Regions from separate parts of the Homo sapiens genome. Here region 1 is linked to region 2. Evidence: read pairs that join two places in POLR2A ChIA-PET (ENCODE). Cell type or tissue: GM12878. All regions are shown on one strand. Each heading gives the region's core, and the rest is flanking DNA. Links, peaks and the distances in the headings are about the cores only.

Region 1 (10,732 bases), core at 1,084-9,083, 170 kb before region 2:
TGCTTTGAATTCCCTAAGTACTTGATTTGTACTTTTTCTTATTACATAATACTCTCTAATATTACATTGTAGGATTTGTACTTATCTTATCCTTCTTAGATATCCATATTCTTAATTTTAAAAGGACAGTGTCTTATACATCTAACCTAGTGTCTTGCAACTAGTATCTTAATTGTCAAATTGTATGGAAATTTAAATACTTTAGGTTCAAAATAATATTTAAATATAATTATACATACAATTCTGTGTGCAATTGTAAGATATAATTATTGCTGCTGGTGAAGATAATGTGCATTCCTAAGAGAAGAATTCACTTGTGACCCTGACAGTTGGTAAATCTGATACCAGTGGTAGCAAGTATATGGATACTTGTATGTTCGTTTTTAACATTGATAATATTCTCTAAAGTGGCCTTTGACTCAGTGTTTCATATTTGTTATTTTATTTCCTTAAGTGGTATTTTTATCAGATTGGTATTTGAAAGTTTGTTTTCCTGTCTCTTTCTTTCTTTTCTTTTTTTTTTTTTTTTTTTTTTTTTTGATACGGAGTCTTTCTCTGTTGCCCAGGCTGGAGTGCAGTGGTGCAATCCTGGCTCACTGCCACCTCCGCCTCCCAGGTTCAAGCAATTCTCCTGCCTCAGCCTCCCAAGTAGCTGGGATTACAGGCGCATGCCACTACACCCAGCTAGTGTTTTGTGTTTTTAGTAGAGACGGGGTTTTGCCATGTTGGGCAGGCTGGTCTCGAACTCCTGACCTCAGGCGATCCATCTACCTTGGCCTTCCAAAGTTCTGGGATTACAGATGTGAGCCGCTGCACACCTGGCCTGTTTTCCTTTCTCTAGCTATTAGCAACAATTGAAATAAGATTGTCATTTTCAACAGAAGGTGGATGTTCACTTGAGTCAGAGGTAGAGCCTGGGAGAGGGAGGCTTAGCACTCTGGTCTTCCAAAGCAATTTTTCTTACTGTGTGATCTAGGCAATTTGCGACTGTGAACAAATAAACTTATTGTTCCATCTTTCCTACCGTATCCTTCTCCATAGCACTTACCACCTCACATGCCGAATTTTTTGCTTGTTTGTCTTATATTCCTACGTGCAAACTTGTCCAACCCATAGCCCGCAGGCTGCATGCACCCCAGGATGGCTTTGAATGGGGCACAACACAAATTTGTAAACTTTCTTAAAACATTGTGAGATTTATGTGAGATTTATGCATGGACCTTTTTTTTTTTTTTTTTTTAGCCCATCAGCTATTGTTAGTGTTGGTGTATTTTATGTGTGGCCCAAGACAATTCTTCGTCTTTCATTATGGCCCAGGGAAGCCAAAAGATTGGACACCCCTAAATTTTAGGGTCTATGAAAGCAAAGATTTTTGTTTTATTAATTGCTGTATCTCCAACTCATAGAACAGTGCCTAGCAGTTAGTAGTTGCACAATAAATATTTCTTGACTGACTAAATAGAGAAATTTGACTTTGAGAGTTCCTCCGATTTGTTGGCTAAAAAGGTTTCGTTATTTTAAAAATAAGGAAGTCTCCAGACTGCTTTCCACAGTGGCTGGACTAATTTACATTCGCACCATCAGTGTATAAGCAGTCCCCTTTCTCTGAAGCCTCACCAGCATGTTTTTTTATTATTATTATTTTTATTAATAGTTTGACTATGCTCACTACCTGGGTGATGGGATCCATACCCCAAACCTCAACATCGTGCAATATTCCCATGTAACAAACCTGTGCATGTACCCCCGTATCTAAAATAAAAGTTGAAATTTTAAAAATAATAAGGAAATAAAATCCTAGCCAGGTGTAGTGGCTCACACCTGTAATCCCACCACTTTGGGAGGCTGAGGCAGGTGGATCACTTGAGGTCAGGAGTTCAAGACCAGCCTGGCCAACATGGTGAAACCCCCGTCTCTACTAAAAATACAAAAATTAGCTGGATGTGGTGGTGCATGCCTGTAATCCCAGCTACTCTGGAGGCTGAGGCATGAGAATCGCTTGAACCCAGGAGGCGGAGGTTGCAGTGATCCAAGATCGTGCCACTGCACTCCAGCCTGGGTGACAGAGTCAGACTCCATCTCAAAAAAAAAAAAAGAAAAAAAAATCCTAAGGAAGTAAATGATAGTTTGGAAGAGTAGTATTCATCTGCAAATTCTACTCTCGGGGTTTTACATTTTTCTTGGAGCAGCCTTGAATTTACTATATTTTTATTTCATTGAATACAAATGAAAGCCATTCCTACTACCACACCATACATCCACGATGGCTGTATCTCATTGTGGCTAAAACCTAAGAAAACTCTGTTCACTGTAACGAAGTCTAGTGGAAGCTTGATGACATGGCTTTTAGGCATTAAAGTCTAATAAGACCAAAATAATAATAAAATTCAGTACGGGGGCATTATCCCTTGAGAAAAAATTTCACTTGTTTTGCTTCGATGCTGATATTGACCCTGAAAATTGGTCAAATCAAGCTTCTGATGTTAATTTAGGGTTGTTATCAGTTTTCTGCATATACAAGTAATTGGGTTTGAAATGTGTTTTAAGCCTGAATTAAAATAACTTAGTCACTGATGACTCATAGTGAGAAGTTTTTCCTTTTCCCTGCTGGAACATATGCCTTTACCTCCAACATGGCCTTTTAAAAACAATTAAAACATAAAGAACACTACTTTTGTGTGACAGTTTCTGGAAAAGTTCTGTTTAGGTTTAAATTGGTGACCACTTATTACAATGCTTCTTAGTAACTACACTAACTACAAATGAGTTTCCAAATTTCCATACAAATTTCTTAATCTCTGCCTTTATGGAAGTTTCCTCATTATATATGAAATGCTCAAAAGTCCACTAAATATTATATGAATGACCACAGGGACTTTATTTTGTTCATTATTGTATTCCTAGTGCCTAGAATAGTGCCCTGCACATAGAAGCCAATTAGTAAGCATTTGTTGAATGAAATCACATACTTTTTTTTTTTTTTTTTTTTTGAGACGGAGTCTCGCTGTGTCGCCCGGGCTGGAGTCCAGTGGCGCGATCTTGGCTCACTGCAAGCTCCGCCTTCCTGGTTCACGCCATTCTCCTGCCTCAGCCTCCCGAGTAGCTGGAACTACAGGTGCCCACCACCATGCCCGGCTAATTTTTTTGTATTTTTAGTAGAGATGAGGTTTCACCATGTTAGCCAGGATGGTGTCGATCTCCTGACCTCGTGATCCGCCTGCCTCAGCCTCCCAAAGTGCTGGAATTACAGGCGTGAGCCACCGTGCCCGGCCATACTTTTTTTTTTTTTTCTTTTGAGACAGTCTCACTCTGTCGCCCAGGCTGGAGTGCAGTGGTACAATCTTGGCTCACTGCAGCCTCCGCCTCCTGGGTTCAAGTGATTCTCCTGCCTCAGCCTCCCGAGTACCTGAGATTACGGCCTCCTGCCACCACGCCCAGCCATTTTTGTATTTTTAGTAGAGACTGGGTTTCACCATGTTGGCCAGGCCGGTGTTGAACTCCTAACCTCAGGTGATCCGCCTGCCTCGGCCTCCCAAAGTGCTGGGATTACAGGTGTGAGCCACCACGCCTGACCACATACATTCTTAATAATCGCGCATCTTAGAAAAATAATGAAAGTATTGAAATAAATTTTCTCCAGCTTTTTTGAATTAGGTAATCATCAATTCACAATCATCCTAGTTTGGGTGTCTCTCGGTATTAGCCCAAGGTAGTTCTGTTCGAATAGTTCCTAGCATTGCTTGTGCCAATCTTAAATCTCCTTTAGTGGATCTCTTACAAAAGGAAGGGTGAATTGCCACCACCCATAGGCACTTGCACCTGTGGGAACCAATGGGCGTTGTAACAGGAAATACTTCAGCTTGCAATACTGATAGTAATGTGTGGCACCCAGATCACGCTGTTTTTATCTGCAGTTCCTTTTTAGTATTGTACAAAGTTTCTTGAAGATTTTTAAATACATAAGTTTAAAAGAGAATTAACTTTCAATTTGCAAATTAAAATGAGAATGGTTGCCTTTTCTTCATTATCAAGAGATGGTGAGTTGTCCTCCTGTAAGTAAATTGGTTCTTTTCTTTCTAATATTGTGTTCCTTGAAACCTTACTCTAGTATGCAGGGAGAGTGGAGGGTGCCTAAGTGTAAAATAATTAAAACTTAAGCTGATATAATTATCAATAATAGTAACCAGTTCTGATATCTACTTGATACCATAACGGTGAGCATTGATAGACTTTCATAGATTTTTACATAAGATTAGCTTGAGCAAGTTTTCCTCTTTTGTAGGTACTGGGGGGAAAATTCTGGAAAAATTTTTAGAGAGTTCTTTCTAAAATGTCGAAATGCAAAGCTGTATAAATTGCTGTTGACGTTAGCTGTCTGACCAGGAAGTACTCTCTTTAAGCCTCACTTAAAAAACTAAGTGTCTGTAATAACTTCCTTTCTCGGGATGAAGGTGCTGATAGCCTGGGGTGTTCTTATAACTTAAGTTCAGTTTTTTCTTTCCTGTGAGGAAGAGGCAGTTTTTTAAATGAAGCCATCTCTGGGGAAATCGTATTGATTGTTGTAGCTAAATACGGAATTTTTAAAGTCTTTAGTATGTTGAACTGGAAATATAGGACATGCGTTTGAGATCTACTGTGAGTAAGTGTCATTGGTATTTTATTTTACATTTAATGTTGATTATAAATATGGTTTGTGTCTAAACACTGTTAAAAAAAATGAGTAAACTCTGTTGAATTTCATGTGAAATATTTATGGCCTTAGCTCAAAGTCCAGCTGAGAGTAATCAACCTCAAAAGTCATTGGATTCATGTGCTCTATTTAATTTAATTTGTAGTTTGATATTCCACAAATAAAAGTGGCAATTTTTCAAAAAAATTTAATTTTTTTCTTTCTCCTGAATAACTAAGGTAAATGCTGAGCATGAAATACAATACCAATATTTTGTCGGAAGAGTCTTTTAAATAAAAAACTTGAAATATACTGAAGGTCATCTTAAATGGATACAGTTTATGCTAATGGATGATATTATTACTTTAAAACAATATTTTACAATCAAGCTACTCCAAGTGGCACACTATTCATCCTAGAGATCTTTAAAAGTAACAAGCCTGCCTCCTATTTTTCTTCATTCACAGAAAGGGAAAATAGTATAGAAAGCAGAGCTGTTTCTTGAATGTAATACCAAATTTAGAGACAGAAAAGTCAGAGGGTTTGGTCACATTTATTTTGTTTTGTAACTTTTTAAATCAATTTAATACATAGAGTTAGCTACTTATGAAAGTATAAAAATAAAACATGTTGGCCATTCGGTTATTAACAATTTATGTGACTACTATAGTCCATAAAATGAATTTAGTTTAAGTAGGAAAACAGATACTTTTTTTTTGACATGTCATCATTTGTATGTTAAAAAGTTAATGCAAAATATGTTATAAATCAGGAAAGCTACCTTAATAATTTCTTTACCAACTTCACTAGTCTCTTGGAATGAGGTTTAAATAAAATGCATAGGCTAACATGTGACTGTCATATCCAAACTCATAATACTGTGCAGGTTAAATGTGTAAATTAAGTCTTATAATTATGCATAGGATGTTTTCATTTAAGAAGCATTGCAGTGGATATTACTAATGGGGGCGCTATTCTTTCTAATGTATGAAAAAGGAAATTTTAAGTGTCAAATAATCTTTAAAATGTGATGTCATATAGCACGTTCTTTTTCCTTAAGATTTATGCATGTTTAAAACTTAAAAGTACAAATTATGTTAATTTCAGCTTTCATTGAGAGGCCTTTTATGATTGTCTGAATGTTATATTAGCAGTCCAGAAATATCCCAGTCATAGCTTGGATGGGGGTGAAGCAGAGGAAGTGGGTGGTGCTTCGTGATGACAGATTATTGCAGATTATATGGCTGCCTGCCAAAATGACACTCGTTGAAGGGAAAAGTAGAAGTTACAAACTCCATCCTATTAATTTGTACATGTTTATTTAACCACTTATAACTGTTTGCTTGTTTTATACATAGATGACAAGTTTTAAACTCCTGAATTACTTAAAACGTGCTTAACCTTCTCTAGTTTATTGTGGCTATATTCCTTATCTCTGATCTGCAAAGATCACACTGACCCTTTTGTGGAAAGCCACGTGTTAGCAGAAAAAAGATGGGGGAAGGATGACAGAATTTAAAACTACAGCTGCTTTGTTTTCCAGTTAAAAATAGTTCTGAGTTAAAAACGTAAGGATGTCCCATCACATGTGGACAATTTATATAAAATATAGCATACTAATACAAATAATCATGTCTTATGAAAAAGTTTATAGTTCTAGATTGTTCTGGTTTAGCTTGAAATTGAGATTCTTACTGTTGCAACATAAAAGGAAGCTTTGTGAAGGAAATATGACATCTCTGCCCAGATGCATAAGGAGGGAATTACAGTGGGGAGTTATTTTTAGAAGTATCTTATGAATACATTTCATGTACTGAGAACATTTTTTAAAGGTTAGTTTCACTGGTAGGAGTTATGCAAGTTGCTCGGGTCACTGGATATTCTATTAAGAAATCATTTTTATGTTACCAACCAACCTAGTTAGTCTTAAACTGGCTGATCTAAGTAGTAGCTTGCTTGTTTATTTAGAGACAGAGTCTCACCCTGTCACCCAGGTTGGTGTGCAGTGGCACAGTCATAGCTCACTGCTGCCTTGAACTCCTGAGCTCAAGTGATCCTCCTGCCTCAGCCTCCCCAGTAGCCGAGACTACAGGCATGTGCCACCATGCCTGGCTAATTTTTTAAAGTTTCTTTTTTTTTGTAAAGAGGGAGTCTTGCTGTGTTGCCTAGGTTGGTCTCAAAATCCTGGCCTCAAGAGATCCTCCTGCCTCTGCCTCCCAAAACTCTGGGATTACAGGTGTGAGCCACTGCACGTGGCCATATCATTTTTTTTTAATGTGACCAAATTGAGGCCGGGCATTGTTGCTGACGCCTGTAATCCCAGCACTTTGGGAGGCCGAAGTTGGAATATCACTTGAGGCCAGGAATTTGAGACCACCCTGGCCAACATGGTGAAGCCCCGTCTCTACTGAAAATACAAAAATTAGCTGGGCGTGGTGGTGTAAGTCTGTAATCCCAGTTACTCGGAAGGCTGAGACATGAGAATCACTTGAACCTGGGAGGCGGAGGTTGCGGTGAGCTGAGATTGTGCCACTGCACTCCAACCTGAGCGACAGAGCCGGACTCCATCTCAAAAAAAAAAAAAAAAAAAAAAGAAAGTGACCAAATTGAGAAGATATTGAGATCCTGTCAATACCATCAAATAGTAATGCAAGTTATCCTACTAAAAGAGGGGAGGGGACAGTTACATTCCCAGTGCATAGTAGTGTCCCATTCTCCTTCAGGAATGGAATGCCATGTTTTCAGTTCAAGGAAAGGTTGGAAGTGAGTCAAGGAAGCTATCATTTGTATCACACAATTCTTAGAATTGATGCCCTTCCCTAATTCTTTTACATGATCAGCAGCATATCCAGGTTTCTGGTATTTCTTACTTTCAGTTTCTGTCACATAGGTTTGGGATTGGCAGGATAGTTTAATGTTTAATAAGAGTGTGGCAGATAAACATGTCTGCCACCTACTAGCTTTGTGACTTTGCACAAATCCCTTAACCTCCCCGAAACCTCAGTTTCTTCTTCTGTAAAATTGATATAATTATAATACCTACTTCACAGGATTGTTGTGAGGATTAAATGAAATAATGTATGAAAAGCATAATTTTGGCCACACACTGTAAAGGAAGAGCTCAGTGTGCAAGAATAGTTATGCTTATTTTTGCCATTTTTGGATATTTCAGTTCTCATTCATAGCTTCACCAGAAAGTGATCATGGAAAGAGATACAACAACACATGGCATTATGTATAGATAATAAAATCAGCGTTATAATAATAGAAGTATTTAGAAAGTACCAGGGAACACAGGGATGAAATCCACCGATCTTATTTATGCCCTTCCTCTTACCACATTGTGTACTACCCATTCCAAGGGGATAGGAAGAAGGAGACAGGGATCGACTGTAGATTTAATAATTATTCATCAAAATGATTATATAATCTGACAAATTTCACTTTAGTAACATTTTTCATTTTGTTTCAATTGAGATCATTTCCTCCCAATTTGATGGAACAGCCCGGGAAACAACATGGTGAAGTGTTGATTTCTTAAAATGTTATTTTCTCAGCAGAGTGTGTTTGTTTTCTTCTGAGTACACCACTCAGATAAAGTTAGGACTGTGTCTTAAGATTTTAGATCAGCTAAAAAAATTTTTTTTGTTTTGGTGACAATAGAACATAGATATTTACATGTATATTTGAATACAATAGTCCCCTCTTATCCTGTCTTGCTTTCTGTGGTTTTAATTACTCATGGTGAACTGTGGTCTAAAAATACTAAAGTGGAAAATTGCAGAAATAAACCATTCATGAGTTTTATTTTATTTATTTATTTTGGGACAGAGTCTCACTTTGCCACCTAGTCTGGAGTGCAGTGGTGCGATCATAGCTCACCACAGCCTCAGCCTCAAACTCCTAGACTCAAGGGACCCTCCTGCCTTGGCCTCCCAGATAGCTAATTAAAAAAAAAAATTGCAGAGACAGGATGTATTAGTCTGTTTTCACGCTGCTAATAAAGACATCTGAGGCTGGGTAATTTATACAGGAAAGAGGTTTAATGGACTCACAGTTCCACATGGCTTGGGAGGCCTCACAATCATGGCAGAAGGCAAGGAGGAGCAAGTCATGTCTTACATGGATGGCAGCAGGCAAAAAAGAGAGCTTGTGCAGAGAAACTCCCCCTGATAAAACCATCAGATCTCATGAGACTGTATCACAAGAACAGCACGGGAAAGACCCACCCCATGATTCACTCACCTCCCACCGAGTTCCTCCCACAATGCTTGGGAATTGTGGGAGCTACAATTCAAGATGAGATTTGGGTGGGGACATAGCCAAATCCGGTCTGGCCTCAAGTGATCCTCTGGCCTTGGCCTCCCAAAGTGCTGGGATTACAGGCATGAGCCACTGTGCCTGGCCCCATTCATGAGTTTTAAATTGCTTACCCTTTTGAGTAGTGTGATGAAATCTCCTGCTGACCTACTCCTTCTAGCCAGGGAAATGAATTATCCCTTTATCCAGCCTATCCACACTGTAGATGCTACGTGCCTATTCGTCACTTAGTAGCTGGTTGTCTTGGTTATCAGATTGACTGTTGTGGTACCTCAGTGCTTGTGTTCAACTAACCTTGATTTTACTTAATAACATCCCCAAAGTGCAAGAGTATTGTGGCTAATTTATAAATTAAGCTTCATTGTAGTTATGTATATATAGGAAAGGAAATAGTATATATAGAGTTCCATACTATCTATGGTTTCATAAATCCACTGGATGTTCTAGAACATATTCCCCACACATAAGGACAACTACTGCATAAAGAATGTTTTCCGTTCTCACAATCTGAGACTCTAGGGTTCATATCTTGTATTGGGTCAGTTAACTTTGTTGACGTATTGAAAATATTAAAACTAATTCTTACATAAGCAGATTTTCATAGGGATGTGTTAGCAAAACAGATGTGAAATTTAGGGGACACCCGCAGTCAATTCACTAAACCAAACAAGGAAACTCCTTATAGGATACTTGAAAAAAAAAATGTTTAGCCGTTGTGAATATACTTTTAGTGTTTAAAATTTCAGGGTGTTAATCTGTAATGTAACCCCTTTGTCTCCTAGCCAGCTCCTGGCTTATTCCATGTTTTTCCTTGTTTCTGAGAATTCCTAACATAATAGTCTCAAGGCTCATTACATCGCTGGTAAAATGCACTGCACCTCGTGCACCTTTCCCATTCAGACCCTTGTTGCCTCGTTCCTGGACTACCACAGGGGCCTGCCTTCATTTCAGTCTCTTTTTCCCAACTCATCATGATGAATCTTCTTTAAATGCTACTTCTAGCATGTCACTCCCTTTTCAGAGAGCTTCAGTGGTTCCCTGTTTTCCACTATGTTAAATCTAACTTCTTCTGCTTGACTTTCGACACCCTTTCTGATTTGCCTGTACACTATTTATCCAGCTTCATTTCCTATGATCTTGGGCCTATTCTTTCTGTTCTATTGAAGTCGGTCTCTCAAACACACCAAACTCATTCAAGTCTCTGCCTTTTACTTCACCCAAAAAGCCCTTGCTTGGAGCTTCTCGCTGCCTACGCAGATTTTACCATTCCTTCAAGATCCTGTGTGAAGTGTACTACCTGTTAGATGCTTTTCCTACTCCTACTATTTTCCTGCAAATTCTCGGGTGATTTTTAATTTAGCAAACCAATGAACAAAAATCTGTGTAGTGTCTTCTATCACACACTCTTGTATCTTCACTAATGTAAACATTTTGAATACAAACACCATATCTTTTAGCTAAATCTTTCACAGTTCCTAGCATAAGGCGGAGGAAACTGATTTTGAAGAGAAAGAAAAAATAGTAAATGTATTTCATCATGCTTATCTAAAGTCAACTCAGGCCGGGCACAGTGGCTCACTCCTGTAATCCCAACACTTTGGGAGGTCAAGGTAAATGGATCACCTGAGGTCAGGAGTTCGAGACCAGCCTGGCCAACATAGTGAAACCTTGTCTCTACTAAAAATACAAAACTAGCCAGGCATGGTGGCACACACCTGTAATCCCAGCTACTTGGGAGGCTGA
Region 2 (10,732 bases), core at 1,199-9,198:
TTGTACGCCTGTCGCTTTAAATCTAAAAAAAAATCCTTTCAGAAGCTGTAGAGAGAAGGTGCTAGAACTGTGTACGATCATGACTGGAAAGCAGGATCCCTCAGTGACTGCCGAATCTTCCCAGCACAAGATAGAGAGGCAGTTCAGCACAAGCCTACATTGGTTCTAGGCAGAACGATGATCCTACCGAACAGATCTCAAATAAAATTAAATTGAGAAAGCAGATCTTTCAAGGGAATGAGGCGGAGGCTCGCTTTTATGTTAAAAGCCACCAGCATCCTCCTTGCTAGACATGGACATGACATTTTTAAAGGAATTATCTGGTTACAGCGTTTTAAGCAAACTGTTCTAAGGAGTCTGTACATTGCATTATTTTTTCTATTCTTTTTTTCTTTTGCATATATGTAATTCTGGAGGTAAAGAAAAAGCCTGCCAGGGATTCAGAAGGCATCCCACTAGCGATCAGCTGACATTCCTAACTGAAGGCTGCAATGTGTTGCTTATTCATTTTGTACCGTGGGAGCTGCGGGGACTAGCAGAGAGCTAAACTATGCATTTCAAACAGCAGTGCTTGTGCAGAAAGAGGGGTGAGAGAGAGGCAGCCGGCGAGGAAAGAGCACAGCTGGACTTTCTCCTTGTTTTTATCCATTTCTGCAGGATCATGTATTCATAAGGGATGAGGCGGGCCACGGCGATCCCAGGCCTGAGCCGCGGCCTACCCAGTCAGTTCAGAGCCAGGCCCTCCACTACCGGAACAGAGAGCGCTTTGCCACGATCAAATCAGCATCTTTGGTAAGCAAACACCCCTCTACCCACCTTCCCTTCCTTCCCCTCCTCCCCATCTGGCAGCCTCTCGCCCTCCCTGAGCCTGTCTCGGCTTCATGGATGGGAGGAAAGGAGTCAAGAATGTTTTCTCTCTCCTAATAATTTTATTCATTTTAGGAAAAAAATCTGTTGGCATAGCAACCTGATTTCAGATATTTTAGCATTGTGTATGGCATGGAAAAAAAAAAAAACCTTTGTGTGTGTGTGTGTGTGTGTGTGTGTGTGTGTGTGTGTGTGTCTGTGTCTGTGTGTGTTTGTATATGCTGTATGTGCAAAATATAAGGCCTTTGAGATGAAGTTGCTAGCCTGTCCAATTTTTTAAAAGCTATTTGTCTTTTCATTGAAATAAATAATGCTAAATTTTTTTAAGGTATTGATGTATATGTATGCACGGCACTGTGCTGCTTTTTGTATAGATGCATATGTGTCTATAATGTATACACACACATCAAAAGATAAAATATAATTTTAAAGAATATATGGTTGCTGGATAATGTATATAATTGTAGAAAATAAGATACTTGTTTCCCAGGGACGGATTGCTGGTTCCTTCTGGTTCATTCATTTATTTATTGCAACAATGGTAGTGGCTGCACTTCCCCATTTAACCCCTGAAGAATTTCCTGGCACCAATAAAGCAAGAAGGGCTTTGTAGGAGAGGATAGGGCTGATTGTGGAAGAAAAGAGACTGTAGGATTCTTCAGCATTTTTACTATTGCAAATGTGATTGCTGGATGCCCTTGTAGTAGCAAAAGGGGTGTGTGCTGGAAGAGTTAGTTTTCATGCCTCCTCCCCTCGGCCCCCACGCGTGCGCGTGCGCGCTCACACTCACACACACACACACACACACTCACATCGTTTCATCCTTGGCACTCTAAACTCTCTTTAATCTTTTGCTTCTGAATCTCACTTCTCAGCCAAAAAATTATTGAAATATTAGTTGTTTTGCCCAAATTAATGTTAGAGGTCACATGGGCAGGAAGAGTTAGTGTACACTGCTTGGCTATTACATTTAGAACCTATGATGACATCATCCAAGGCCGACCCAGAAATGATCATTTTTCTTGTCCTATTTTTTAAACCTGATTTCTACTTCTATTTCTCAAGTCTTTTAAAGGCTTCGATTATCTTTGAAAATTATAATGGATTATAACCTTTAAAAACCCAAATGCAAGGAAAAATGGAAGTTAAAGCACGTACATATTGCTGTGCCTGCTGCTGTCTAAAAGCAAGCAATTTAATTTAAACTGCTTATAAATAAGCCCACTTTAAAGTTCCTTTATGTAGAAGTTTCTTGTGATCTCTTTGATGAGCAATTTTTCATTTTAAAGGAATGCTACACTATGTAATGGAGATCTTAAAATGTCCACTATGTATTTGCTAATGATTGTTAGGCACCTAAAAATGTGCTTTTGAGTCTAGATAAAGCATCATAAGATTACCAAATAGTCATTGTCTTCATGCCATGATATCTGACAAAAGAAGAAATACGGTGCTTTAGAGAACTATGACTACTTACCATCGACTCTTGTGAGACTTGGACCTTTATCCAGACCCGTTCATGTTGAAATGAGTGGGGAAATGATAACAAGCTCTGAGCAACCGAGTACCATCAGTGGTTTTACATGTGAAGCAGACATTATACCAAGTGGCTTTCCCCCTCTGGGACAGGTTCTTTTTTCTCTCTTGCCACACCCTCATTCCCACATCATATATTCATGACCTCTCCTACCTCCCAGCAAGAGATTACTACAGCCATGCCAGAATAATCTCATGCTCGCATCTGTGAACTCACCCAGGGCTACTCTGTGTGTATATCAGCCATCACAGTCTTCTTCTCTGTGGATGATAAAAGCTGCTTCCCTACTATGCCACCTCAGGGCTATGGGCAGTGTCCTCAGGAACCCTCTGAATCGTACAGGCTTCCTAGTGCCCATCCAGAGAACAGCTGCAACCAGTCTCTCTAATGAAGTTTTGATTTGCTAAAAGGCCCCTGCTCCTATATTAAGTTACAAACAGAGTAGCTGATATGCTGTTGCTTTAGCCACAAAATAAGTTGTTTTTGTGGGGTGCCCTCTCTAAATGTAGTGCTTTGGGAGTCATGATTGGGATTGATGGTAGTTTACCAGAGTTCAATGGTATTTGTATCTAGTGGCTTTTAGGGAGGGGAAAAAAAATGGAAGGGAAAAGGTATGGTGTTGTATGGTTCCATGTCCCATTTTGAACAATCTAACTATGGGTATGGATTTTTTAATGTATATTACCAAGTACTACAATTCTACCCACTATATTATTTTAAAGCCTAATGCCAACAGTAGTGTATAAATGAGGACACTGGAATATCATAAAATATTTAATTTTTAAAAATATATTATGAATTCTGTTGTGTTTTATGGACCCCAGCTCAAATGAAAATGACTAAAATGACATAAAAGTAAGAGCAAGATCATGGGAAAGTGAAAGTCCAGTATAATAAAAAATCAAGTCATTGTTGAAACCTTGCCTTCTCATAGTTGGTGGCAATACTATATTTATTTATTCATTTATTTTGGTTTTACTCGTTCTTTAACATCTTCTAGTAGAGGCGCTAACAAGTCACAAAGAGGTCCAAAGGTGAACAGGGAAAAGGAATTTAGAAATTAGTTTTTCAATAACTAGATAAATAAATGATGAAATGCATATTTTAAATTTACTTGCAAACTGACAAAGATATTAGTCTTCCTAAAATTTGTTTATGAGCCTACTTCTTCAACATAAGCCTAAAAGAGGCCTGGCTTTGTGCTTTTCCCCCTTAGTATCACTTTCAACATTGTGCTTTTGAATGAGGTTACTGACAAGTATATGAAGAAGCCCATGGGCATTGGGTCTGTATTGCTACATGTCTTTATTATTTTGGCACCTTATAACTGAGATTTTTGTATTATGCACTGCTGCACAGTTGGATTTGTAACAAAGGATAAGGAAGGACTATAAACTTTGATACCAGATGAAATCCTGAGAAAACTTTAGCATTGTAACTTTTTATTACAATTGTATAATTTTTATAATTTTCTAAGGGCAGAGATTATTGCCCTTATTTTGAAGAATTAGGAAAAGGAAGGGTATTTCATGGCATCTTTATTTTAACCTTTCTTTTCCTTCTTCTGTAAGGAAGTTCATATTGGGCTCATGTGTTATCTGGAAAAAAGTTGTTTATATAGTTCTGCAGAATCACTAATCTGACTTCTTGGGCCTTTGAGATGTGCCTTCCTTGAGTTTTTATGGAGAGCCTCATATTTTAATTATATTAGTGATTCATGAGGGTGTTTTTAGCTGTTGCTACATCTGATGTCATTTCTTCTGAAAACTTTGTAGTGTCTGGGGCTCTTGGCCGTTTCTGTGATAGAGATATTAATATAAAGAGCAGTGTATCTATCAGAGTTCAGCTTTTGGTTTTGTGAAGGAATTCTCACTGCCCCTCTTCCTAATGTGTGTTCTAACACAAATTCACCTGTGACTGCATTACAGAGGCGAATTTATGTTAGAACACATGTCAGGGAGAAGGGTGTGATAGGGGAATTCCCAAGGAGGCATGTAGGAGAAAAGTATTATTGTTCTATTCATGCAAATATAGAGTCTTTTACTTCGCTTTGCCAGATTCGATAGAAAAGCTCATAGAGAGTCTTCATTTGGAGTTTTTAAAATGCACCCTAATAATTCAGCTAATTGTGAAATTGGATACGTGAATGAATTTGATACCTAAAAATAAAAATATGAGAGCCTCAGCAGTAAATGCTACTGTTTCATCCTGTTTCTAAATGCTTGAAAATGTGTTCTCTTCCTGGACAGTATACCAGAGGATGCTTATCAAAATATTGCATATCTCTTTACTTATTCTTGGCTTCTTAACTCACTAAGGTCATTGCTGATACCATTTCTCACTTATGCTGTCCAATCTACATGCCCAACCCATATGGTCAAAGTCTGTCAATAAATGTGTATTGAATAAATGAATGAACGAATGAATGAGGTCACCTCCAGCCTTGCTATCACATGAGAATTTGGATTTATAAGTTTGCATTTCAGAATTCCTCATGTAACATATTCTTTTATAAATGCAGAATTGCCTGTTATCAGTCATTACTTTTAGCAAAAATTTAAAAAACAGTTTTTCCTTAGGTATTCTAAAGAATAGAATGTTAAGTTTCTAATGCCAAAATGTGACTCACTGTATTCTTTTTAAGAACTTGCTATAAATTTCATTTGTTCTAAGTGCTGAGGTGGCCACTTTTATCATATGCATCATTTTGATTCCTACATATTATTAATCTTGTAAGTTGGCTTTGATCTCTTAAGAGGGTAACATCATCAGCCACCATGCTCTTGTTTTATGTTCAGGAAGTTGCTTATTACCCTTCTAGTGCAGTGTTTTGTACACAGTAGGGACACTCTGCACTTCAGATGAAGTGGTTTGTTTTAGGGCCGAATTTTGCTGGAATTAAATAAAGTAGCATTGAACAGCTATAGGAACCTTTAGAAAAAAAGTTTTGGTCTTCCTTTTCATGGCACATTATTTATTATTTGTTTATTTTTCATATTCTAGATACATGAAATAAGTAATAATTCAGATTCAGAAATTATACATAATTTTATAATCCACAACCTGGATACAGCTAGTTTTTTTTTTTTTCCTTAAATGTGCCCCTTCTTCTGGATCCACTTGTGCTCTGTGTCTCCATCACCAGAAATACTAAGTGGAGGGCCAAGGGACATGCTTCGCAGAGCCTGGCATCAGAAGGAAGGAAACCAGCATGTGTTGAGCATTTCCTAGGAGTCAGACACCCTGCTAGGCACTTTCACATGAGAAAGTCCTCTGACCCTGAGGAAGACAGTGGTAGTTCCTCTCTCTTTACACATTAAGAAACTGAGAGACTTTAAGAGGTTAAGTAATTTGCCCAAGGTCAATTATATAGTAAGAGATAGATGAGGTTTTTCTCCACACAATCCACTGGGTAGAGCAAGGTGGTACTGCCCACTTTTAGTTGATCACATTTTTGAGACTGCCATTGTAAAAACTACAGTTACTACATCTTTATAACTTTCTCCCATTTCAGACTTACTCAATTTGTAATTTAGACTTACCACCCTCTCTAGCTTTGACTTTTTTGGGTGTTGATTCCCTCTATTACTTTATAACAGAAAATAGTCACTCTTTTTCTGCCTTGGTGATATGAATTTCCTCAGGCAATTCAAGAACCATAGGAATCCAAGGCCTTCTAAAAATTAAAGAGGTAAATTATATGTGAAAGCACTTTTTAAACCATATGCATGAAAAAGTTATCAGCTATTATTTTTTATTTTATTGACCAAAAGGTGTATTCTTAAAACTCATAGTGTACACTTAAGACACACAGGCACATATAACTGTAAATATCATATTTTTTGTATATTTCATGTTAGACTTTTCAATTGAAATATCTGGTTATACTTTTATTTAAATTCATCTATCCAGCTTGAGCATGGAATTATAAAGCTTAGTATCTCTATATATATACCCAAAAAGACAATTTGAAACTTGGAAAGTTTAGTTGTGACAAATGAAAGGTGATATTAGGAGTTTAAGAAGGTAATTATCCACATTATGGGAAGCATTCAAAAGCAAAATGTCTCTCCTGGAATTCAGTGGTGTACAATGATAGCAGATTGAGCTCTGTAAATTTTCTTTGCCACATCCTTGTACCAGATCACCTTGTATGTGATCTGGTACAAGTAGAAAGCCACCCTCTTTACAGACACCCACCCACCAACTGAAATAGAAAATTTTCTTGACACAACTCATTTCCCTTTTATCTTTAGGCATCCTGGTTTAGGGAAATGACCATCCTGAGAATATTTTATTGGCTGTAAGCCAATGCTTATGCCAAGTTTTAAATGTGTCATGATAGCTTAGAGTGTGCCATGCCTCAGCTTTGGGAATCTGATTAAAGAAGGAATGCTAAAATAAGAAAAAGTTTCTAGCTAAAACATATCTAAAATTCATTACCCTAACCCTGATACTTTACTGCCATATTTTTCTGAAAAATAGTTGAATTCAGAAAGGACTAAATGGTATCCTTTCCATTGATTAGAATTGTTTCTTCCTTAAAGTTGTACTTCAGAAACATATAAGCGTGAAGAAGTAAAATTGATACATATATTTCAAACTACTTCTTTTCCTCCTTTCATCTTGAATTATGTCCATTAAAAAAACACATTTTCTGATAATAAAATAGATCATTTATTTTCTTTAGAGGGTTAGGTGCCTTTTGGGTGATGCTATCCTTTTTTGGTCTTAAAATATCCTCTGCTCTTATTCTTAATACTTGAAAGAGTATTATCCTTCAGAAAAGAGAAATGAATATGAAACCCAGTGTTAGTTTCAACTGGAAAGGTTTCAAAGTTTGGCTAATGTTTAATGGTGTACTTTGATAATACTATCTAGTTACAGAACAGCACTCTCTTGTTAGTAAGGACTCAATTTAGTATGCAGGGCCACCTTCTAAAAAGAGCAGAGAAACAAACTCTTCTTTGTATAAAATGTATTTTAACCCATAAACTGAAAATAGTACAGAAAATTAATAGCAGCTTGAAAATTTCCTGTAAAGCTTGGTTGGGTGTTAGGCTGGGGAGATGGGCCTTACAGTAGATAGGAGTGACCAAATCACTTAGTGAAGAACAAGACTAAAGTTACAATCCTGGAATTAAGATTTTTTTTCTAAAATAGGAAAAATAGGGAGGAAGTGATCAGGAAAATAAAGAGAGAAGATAAATTGAAGGAAGGACTGGAAAAATCACAAAAGATTTAATAGAAATGAGCAAGAGGTGCTGAAATGTACATTTACAAGCTTTAATTTGTTGGATGTTCACTTGAAAATGAGTTAAGGAAAAGTTACTAAGAAAAGTAGCCTTCCAAAAATCATAGCAATGCTTTGTCCTCTTTAGGAGAGTGAGTGAATGTATTATAATTTGGTAACATTTCTTTTGTAGAGAAGGGGATGGGGGAGACATGATTTAAGAGATCTCTTGATCTCATACTCACCTCTTCATATTAGGAATAGGAAATAAATCATGTTCAGACTAATTTAAAAGGTCTATGACTGTTAGAGACATGATCCTTAAAAAAAAAAAAAAATATATATATATATATATATATATACACACACACACACACACACATATACAAAACAAACCAGTGTAGTAGTTCTCAACTAGAGGAATTTTGTTCCCAAGGGAACATTTGGCAATATCTGGAGATACTTTTCATTGTCATGTGGTGGGAGGTGCTACTGCCATCTAGTGGGTAGAGGCCAGGGATGCTGCTAAACATCCTGCAATGCACAGGACGGCCCCCACAACAGATAATTATCGGGCTCGTTGTCAGTAGTGTTGGTGAGAAATCTTGGTGCAGTAGAAATAACATGGCTCTGGAGTTATACAGAGATGGGCCTGATTCCCAATCCAGTCCTTATTAGCTGTGTTAATGTGAACATGTAATATATGTGATGGTATATCAAAAATATGTAAACATATTTTGACTGAATAAATAATTTCTTTTTGTTGTTGTTGTTTTTTTTTGAGACAGAGTCTCTGTCACCCAGGCTGGAGTGCAGTGGAGTGATCTTAGCTCACTGCAGCCTCCGCCTCTCGGGTTCCAGCAATTCTCCTGCCTCAACCTCCCAAGTAACTAGGATTACAGGTGCCCACCACCATGCCTGGCTAATTTTTGTATTTTTAGTAGAGACGGGGTTTTACCATGTTGGCCAGGCTGGTCTCCAACTCCTGACCTCAAGTGGTCTGCCTGCCTCAGCCTCCCAAAGTACTGGGATTACAGGCGTAAGCCATCGTGCCCGGCCTGAATAAAGAGTTTCTTTCAAGAATCAATTTCTTCAACTATAAAACTAAGATGTTATCACCTACCTCATGAATGAAATGAATGAGTGAATGAGATGGTTTTGAGGACTAGGGATAAAATACATAAAGAGTATCTATCTAGCACAGTGCCCCCTACGGGTGAGCATTCACTAAACAGTAGGTAAATTGATGGTGAAGGTGATGGATAAAATTATGCCACAGGGCCGTTCTACTTTGCATGAAAGCTTGTCTCCCATGAACCTGGTTACCTGAGTTCTGTTTCCTAACCCAATTCAGGTTACACGACAGATCCATGAGCATGAGCAGGAGAACGAGTTGCGGGAACAGATGTCAGGTTATAAGCGGATGCGGCGCCAGCACCAGAAGCAGCTGATCGCCCTGGAGAACAAGCTGAAGGCTGAGATGGACGAGCACCGCCTCAAGCTACAGAAGGAGGTGGAGACGCATGCCAACAACTCGTCCATCGAGCTGGAGAAGCTGGCCAAGAAGCAAGTGGCTATCATAGAAAAGGAGGTCAGTATGTGCACACACGCCTTCATGCCACAACCAAGCCCAGCCTGTTGGGGTCAGTGGCAGGATGTTAGCAAGAGGCAGGAGTGGGGGATGGAGGAAAATTGTTGTTTCCGGGGTGGCAAAATTGGGTTTCTAGATTTTATAGGGCTATGTAAAATTGTCGTTCAGAGCTAAAATAGCAACTGAAAATATATGTTACATTCTTGTCCATTCAAATATATTCTGAGGCCAGGCGTGGTGGCTCACGCCTGTAATCCCAGCACTTTGGGAGGCCGAGGCAGGCAGATCACCTGAGGTCAGGAGTTCGAGACCAGCCTGGCCAACATGGTGAAACTCCATCTCTTCTAAAAATACAAAAATTAGCCGGGCATGGTGGCACATGCCTGTAATCCCAGCTACTCAGGAGGCTGAGGCAGGAGAATTGCTTGAACCTGGAAGGCAGAGGTTGCAGTGAGCCAAGATCATGCCATTACACTCCAGCCTGGGCAACAGAGGAAGTCTCTTCTCAAAAAAAAAAAAAAATTATACTTATGTATATTCTGAGTATCAGTCCCTTGATGGTGGCCTGGGTACAAGTAAAGGGAAACAAGATGCTTCCATCTTCTGAGAACGTGCACAACAAAAGTCTGTTACTGTATCTGCCATACCCACAGTCCTCTTCAAAAGAAAACTGCTTTACAAATAGTCTCTTATAGTAGTGATAATCCCTGCCTACAGCTGATGAGCCCCTGAGCAAAAGGAGCAAATAATGAGTCCGGCAATTATTTGGATTTTCTAGGGAACATCTCTCGTCCCCATCCACGTTCTAAACTAATTTTAAAAGCAGACAAGGCCAGATGTGGTGGCTTACACCTATAATCCCAGCACTTTGGGAGGCCAAGGTGGGTGGATCTCTTGAGCCCACGAGTTCAAGACCAGCCTGGACAATGTGGCAAAACCCCGTCTCCACAAAAAATACAAAAGTTAGCTGGGTGTGGTGGCACATGCCTATAGTCCCAACTAATTGGGAGGCTGAGGCAGGAAGATTGCTTGAGCCCAGAAGGCAGAGGTTGCAGTGAGCCGAGATTGTGTCACTGCACTCTAGCCTGGGTGACAGAGCGAGACCCTGTCTCAAAAAAAAAAAGGCCAGGCACAGTGGCTCACGCCTGCAATCCCAGCACTTTGGGAGGCCGAGGTGGGTGGATCGCCTGAGGTCAGGAATTCGAGACCAGCCTGGCCAACATGGTGAAACCCCGTCTCTACTAAAAATACAAAAATTAGCTGGGCGTGGTGGCAGATGCCTATAATCCCAGCTACTCAGAAGGCTGAGGCAGGAGAATCGCTTGAACCTGGGAGGCAGAGGTTGCAGTGAGTTGAGATTGTGCCATTGCACTCCAGCCTGGGTGACAAGAGCGAGACTTCATCTCCAAAAAAAAAAAAAAAACCAGCCAGGCATGGTGGCTCATGCCTGTAATCCCAGCACTTTGGGAGGCTGAGGTGGGTGGATCACTTGAGGTCAAGAGTT

The links. ChIA-PET counts read pairs that join two places held together with the same protein. Peaks named below come from ENCODE experiments on the same cell type or tissue, not always from the same donor. Only the 100,000 strongest peaks of a DNase experiment are listed, where the experiment ranks them.
Region 1: POLR2A ChIA-PET joins it to region 2 with 10 read pairs; 5 of 35 experiments call an interaction of 5 or more read pairs at or near these places.

Annotation. Positions count from the first base shown.
Region 1 is chr12:118,352,826-118,363,557 of GRCh38, reverse strand. All of the region lies in intron 1 of TAOK3 (TAO kinase 3), which reads left to right. Among named protein-coding and RNA genes, the nearest start is that of TAOK3, 15 kb to the left of the region's middle. In GM12878, for the core only: a CTCF peak has its summit at 5,643; DNase peaks (open chromatin) are centred at 4,490 and 5,977; H3K4me3 peaks cover 4,076 bases; H3K27ac peaks cover 3,357 bases.
Region 2 is chr12:118,179,867-118,190,598 of GRCh38, reverse strand. TAOK3 (TAO kinase 3) reads left to right here. Exons shown (of 21, transcript NM_016281.4): 14 at 658-792; 15 at 8,992-9,228. Among named protein-coding and RNA genes, the nearest start is that of PEBP1, 49 kb to the right of the region's middle. RefSeq lists a silencer at 1-235. In GM12878, for the core only: CTCF peaks have their summits at 8,143 (motif pointing left) and 8,852 (motif pointing left); a DNase peak (open chromatin) is centred at 8,123; H3K4me3 peaks cover 506 bases; H3K27ac peaks cover 1,881 bases.